2 separate regions of the Homo sapiens genome follow, and region 1 is linked to region 2. Evidence: chromatin loops called from intact Hi-C (ENCODE). Cell type or tissue: ascending aorta. All regions are shown on one strand. Each heading gives the region's core, and the rest is flanking DNA. Links, peaks and the distances in the headings are about the cores only.

Region 1 (2,812 bases), core at 290-2,789, 49 kb after region 2:
CCACCGCACCCAGCCCAAGAGAACTTTTTTAAGTTTTCAGTTGAGCTCCAGTGACTGAAGTGCAGTAATCTTTGTATGACATCAAGAAGGCCCACCATCCCCATGTCTGGGTCCCCACTGGACTGCCAACCCCCAGAACGTACACACTCAGAGTAGGAAGGGAATACAGCCCAAGGAAAGCCAAGCAGCCGCAGGAGGAATGGACTCTGGGGACAGTCTCTTCCCGCCTCTCAGAAAAAGGGAAAAGAAGTTTCATTCTTCAAAGAAAAGGGAGAAAAACAAGACTTTTATGGAAATACCATATACAGAGTTGGCAGAAATTCAGCAAGGAATAAAAAGTATCCAAAATGTTCCCTTATTCAGTTCCAGTCTGGCAGACAAATTAAAAGAGGTTCAATTTTCAAACCGATTTGCCCTGAATTATCTGGACCTAAAACCATGCAAGGCATCTAAAAAGACTCGTGGTTTGGTCCATTGACAGCCCAGTTGAACAAGCGGAGTCTAAAGCAGCCAGATGGAAAAAGCTTAAAATGTTTTCATCAAAATCTTATAAAAAACAAAGTATTTGTGGATGAAATGATAAGAGGCCTGAGATTTGATTGAAAATCCATTGCCAGAGTGGGGCAGGAAGGAGAGTTTATAGATAAAACAGGATTAGCCATGCGTGTGGAAGCTAACTGGGCAGTGGGTACATGGAGATTCACAAATAAGCCCATTATATTCCCTCTATTTCATATACGTTTCAGCATTTCCATAATTAAAAGCTCTAGAAATATATATCATGTAAGAAATTTTCAGATGCTAAAAAGCCAAAGAATGTATTGATTATAGATAAATGAAACAAACTAGGTTTTTAAATGAGAACAAGAAAGGACACTTAAAAATTACTTTTATTTCATGCTTAACTCATGAAAAAAAAAAAAGTGGGCCGGGCACGGTGGCTCATGCCTGTAATCCCAGCACTTTGGGAGGCCGAGGTGGGTGGATCACGAGGTCAAGAGATCAAGACCATCCTGGCCAACAAGGTGAAACCCCGTCTCTACTAAAAATACAAAAATTAGATGGGTGTGGTGGCACGCGCCTGTAGTCTGAGCTACTCGGGAGGCTGAGACAGGAGAATCGCTTGAACCTGGGAGGCAGAGGTTGAAGTGAGCCGAGATTGTGCCACTGCACTCCAGACTGGCGACAGAGTATCAAATATTTTGAGACTCCATCTCAAACAAAAGAAGAGAAAAGGATCAGTCTGCAAATCTGAACCTGAAGAGGTTTCTCTGACTTGAAATAGTCTATGTTGGGCCTTTCAATACACTGTTATCGAGTTTGAAATGTCACCATAATCTTTATCCACCTAAGGACTGTGCTCCTCATTGTTTGGTAAATATTTGAGGTGTTCCAACATCAATTTGACAAGACCTTTACAGGAGACTTAAGGGCACTGACTCCTATTGAAGGATCCCTTTCTCCAAGGGCACACTCCCCGCTCGATGTCAGAAGTGCTGTGTGTGCACTGACTCATTTAATTCTCAGACCCAAGCAACTGAGGCCCACACTTTAAAGACACATATTTGCCACTTTCCTCCCTATGGGGTTGGAAGGGCCACACTTTTCTAGACCAAACTCTGGCTGCCCAGGCCCCAAAATTCCCTGCCTCAGTGGCCCGAGCCTGCTTCTAGGATTTGCCTGGGCCCCTTGCCCCATGGAATGCAAGTGAACTGTGCCCCTGGGCTGAGAGATGGCATGGGTGGTTTTCAGTGGGGAATGGTGTGGCAGGAGTTAGGACCTGCAAGCTGAGGTGTGGAGGGCAGGATGGAGCCAGATGGAAAGAGAAGGGAGGGGGGCTGTGGCAGAGGTTTTTGTGTACACTCTTGCCAGGGGTCCTGGAAATGTTAGGGGTGGACCTAATGAGTTAAGTATTATCATTACCACCTTTTCTGGAGAAAATAAAACTGAGAAAGCTTGAGTATCTGCTTAGGGTTGCACAGCTGGCTAGTGGCAGAGCCAGGGCTTAGCCTGTCATTCTTGTGATTCCATGACTCTTCCCTTTCATGCTCCACACAACAAAATCCACAGAATCTGCAGGTACCCGTGTCTCTCATGAGACACAGAGACAGTCCTGAAAAGCTCTTCCATCAGATAAGTTGCTTTTCTACTCCGTACTACATTATCGGTGCCAACTCAGAAGGTGGCAGACACAAGTGGTGGCAAAGCCTCATCCAGAAAAAATTACCATGGGAAGTTGAATCAACAGAAAAATATTTGATACAAGAGTATGACAGTTAATCCTAGGATTTCACTTTTTGTTCTGAACTTCTGACCTACAGCTGCTAGTCCAACCACGGAACATCTAAAAGATACTTTAATTAGATTTTAACCCTGTCGAGCGAGCATTTGGCCAATCAAATAAGTAGGTCTTTGTTTATTTCCTTTAAACTCTAAAGCCAGGAAATTACTTTTGATATGTTAAGACCCCTGCCTTCCCTCCAAGGACATCCTGAGACATAGAAATAAAATCTAGCCAAACATATTTTCAATTACTATTCATAAGGAAACACCCATCACATTATAGGTAATTTGAAAAAGCAAATTTATGGAAAAAACTGTTAAAATATTACAATATTTTTTAGAAGGCATAATTTGATGTACTTAAAACCAAGTAGTCACTTTTTGATATGTTTTGGATACTAACCGCAAGTATCTAAAGTTAACAGTAATAATAGTAGTGAGTGCACAATGCTGAGTCTTTTACATGTATTAATTCACTAAATCCTCACAGCAGCCCTAGAGAGTAGTTAGTATTAGGTTGGTGCAAAAG
Region 2 (2,812 bases), core at 175-2,674:
GATAGAGTAAGACTCCGTCTCAAAAAAAAAAGTTGATGACATGGATGGTGGGTTATTATCTATAAGTAGGATACTGTGATTTTTTTTTTGATTAGGTGTTTTCTGTGGTGAGCCACAAACTAGGTGGCACCAAGATTATCACTGTTTGTATAGTATATAAAATTTTTATTGGCCTACTAATTAACATGTGTTTGAAATATTAAGAAGAGGCAATTAACTCTTGTTAATTGTTGACATGCCAGAACCCTTACAGGAACTTTTTCTCCTTAACTGTTGTTAATTTGATTCTCTTTGTATAATGACTTTCATCTGGTATTATATTTGGTGGTGATCAAAAAACTTTATAACATGTTCAAAGGAAACTTGGCTAGACAAAGAAAAGGTCAGCTGTCCCAAGATGTTTATCTGTCAATGGAATTAAGTGAGAGTAAGGTTTTCCAAGCCAAGTCAGATGAGAAACAATTAGACCACACTTGTCTTACTGCTTCATGTTTTCCAAGATTAATGAAATCATAATTGGGAGCCATTTGTTTAGGTTTCCTCAGTTCCTGCTCCTCTGTTGCCCAGTCCTCTATAATGTGTTAAAATAATGCCAGTGTTACCCCTTCCCACTGTGTGTTTCCTCTCCATATATGCGCTGTAAATTTGGCAGCCTCCTTAAAGATACAGAAGGACTGGCCCTGCACTGTACGTGCATTTAGCAAGTCTGATGATGGTCAGAGTCCACTGCGAGAAGTGGTTTGATGTGAAAATCCCCCCAAATATCTGGTTTCTTGTGACTGACAAACTGCTTTTCCCAGTTGCATGGTGAAATTACCAGCTGTGCCACTGACACATTGGCTGAGTGACAACCTGTAGCTGCTTCCATCCATAAATGAGGTATTTAGTTTAAATGTTATAGCTTCTGTTTCACATTGAGTGAGTTCCGAACAACATCTGTGTCAAAATTAGGCTGCATATTAGCAGTTAGATTGCTTTGAGTTGTTTTGATTCGTCTCCATTTTGGGGGACTCTCAGCAGCTTGAAAATGATTTTTCTTTCTAAGTCGATGCTTTTTCCACTTGGCAAACATTACATTTTTCCTGTCTGCAGAAGCCAGCGTGGCTTTGCCTGTGATTTTTGCTCTCTTGTTTTGCTTTGCCTGCATCACTCTTGAGTTGTCACTGTTCCAGCCCATCACAGGCTCATTTTGGATCTGAGGCTGGTGGGGACTCTTCCTTTCAAGGTGAAAGCCAATGTGTTTTCCCAAGGATAGCTGTGAGGTCACAGTTAAAACAAAAATGAAAGTTGAATGAAAAGGAATTCAGTTGTGAGAGGATAAGAAAAAGGAAAACATGAGGTAAACAAAACTGTTTTTGAAGAAGGGACTGATGTGGTCACAGGCAGTGAGCTCCAGAGACCTGGCCTTATAGATGAGGGTAATGGGAGATGCTGGTGACGAGGTGAGAACAGAGGGTGGGGTGAAGAGAAGGGAAGCCTTTGAAATGACCTTAGATGCATGAATAATTCCTAGAACCAGTCCCAGCTTCACAGACTTTCAGTGCTTATTTTAAAGGATCATGTGAAGCAGGAGCTCTATTTGTATAGCACTTGAAAATCAAGAAAGTGATGTTTCTGTTTAGAATCTTTAAAATCGCTCTTTGACCTGAGGAAAAAATAAAAGAAGGGGGCACAGACAGCACCGATAATTGAATATGTAATGGAGAGCCTCAGAAGGGTGCTGCTCTCCAAGTTAAGTGGGATCATTAAAGTTTTAGAGTTTGTGTAACTAGAGTCAGTAGGGAAGCGTCATGGGAAGTTTTAAAAATTTGAATACAGACTGTGAACTCCTTGAGGAACGGTGAGGTGTATTACTCATCTTGGCAGTGCTAGCACCTATTCTAGAGCGTGGGGCATGTAGGAGTTCAATAAATTTTGAAAGAGTAAATCTGGGTAGGAGAGAGATTAGGAAAGGAGAAGTCAGAGAAGCTATTAAAACCTGATGATGACCATTTACAGCCTTTAGGTGGGCTGGAAAAAGTAGAATAGGAAAAAAACATTGCATAACTGCTCCTTGGTTAACTTTTGCTCCCTCTGAATTAATCGCTGAATTCGTCTAAGGATTTTTTTGATAACATGTTTCTAAAGTGTTAAATATTCTCTTTATCAAAGCACCATAAGAAAATGGCGAAAGTTTCTCATTCACCTTAACCAGAGTACACTTGCTTTATTTCTTTAATTGAAGTGAAATTCACATAACATAAAATTAGCCATTTTACAGTGTACAATTCAGTGGCATTTTAGTACATTCACTATGCTGTGCAACCACCACACACCTTTACAGCATCGAGTTCCAAAACATTTTCATCAATAGTTGCTTTACTTTAATTTCTTGGTGTTGTAGAACCACTTAGAGTTTTGTGGGGTTTTTTGTTTTGTTTTTTTTTTTTGAGACGGAGTTTTGCTCTTGTTGCCCAGGCTGGAGTGCAATGGTGTGATCTTGGCTCACCGTGACCTCTGGATCCTGGGTTCAAGCAATTCTCCTGCCTCAGCCTCCCAAGTAGCTGGGATTACAGGCGTGCACAACCATGCTTGGCTAATTTTGTATCTTTAGTAGAGACAGGGTTTCTCCATGTTGGTCAGGCTGGTCTCAAACTCCTGACCTCAGGCGATCTGCCCGCCTCGGCCTCCCAAAGTGCTGGGATTACAGGAGTGAGCCACTGCGCCTGGCCACCACTTAGCATTTTTTACTTCATTTGGGGGAGAAAAAAAAAAGATTAAAACACAGATAGTGTTTTCTAACAGCCTCTGGAGATCAAAGGCCCTCTCCTTC

The links. Hi-C counts contacts between places; a loop is a spot of excess contacts. Peaks named below come from ENCODE experiments on the same cell type or tissue, not always from the same donor. Only the 100,000 strongest peaks of a DNase experiment are listed, where the experiment ranks them.
Region 1: a loop joins it to region 2, with 2.1 times the contacts of the local background. A loop is called at or near these places in 14 of 110 quality-filtered maps.

The regions. Positions count from the first base shown.
Region 1 is chr1:94,971,083-94,973,894 of GRCh38, reverse strand. No RefSeq gene overlaps it. Among named protein-coding and RNA genes, the nearest start is that of CNN3, 45 kb to the right of the region's middle. In ascending aorta, for the core only: no CTCF peak of the experiment used is centred there; no DNase peak of the experiment used is centred there; H3K4me3 peaks cover 362 bases; H3K27ac peaks cover 2,389 bases.
Region 2 is chr1:95,020,356-95,023,167 of GRCh38, reverse strand. The region is part of intron 3 of ALG14 (ALG14 UDP-N-acetylglucosaminyltransferase subunit); the gene reads left to right. Among named protein-coding and RNA genes, the nearest start is that of ALG14-AS1, 40 kb to the left of the region's middle. In ascending aorta, for the core only: no CTCF peak of the experiment used is centred there; a DNase peak (open chromatin) is centred at 1,141; H3K4me3 peaks cover 1,262 bases; H3K27ac peaks cover 2,366 bases.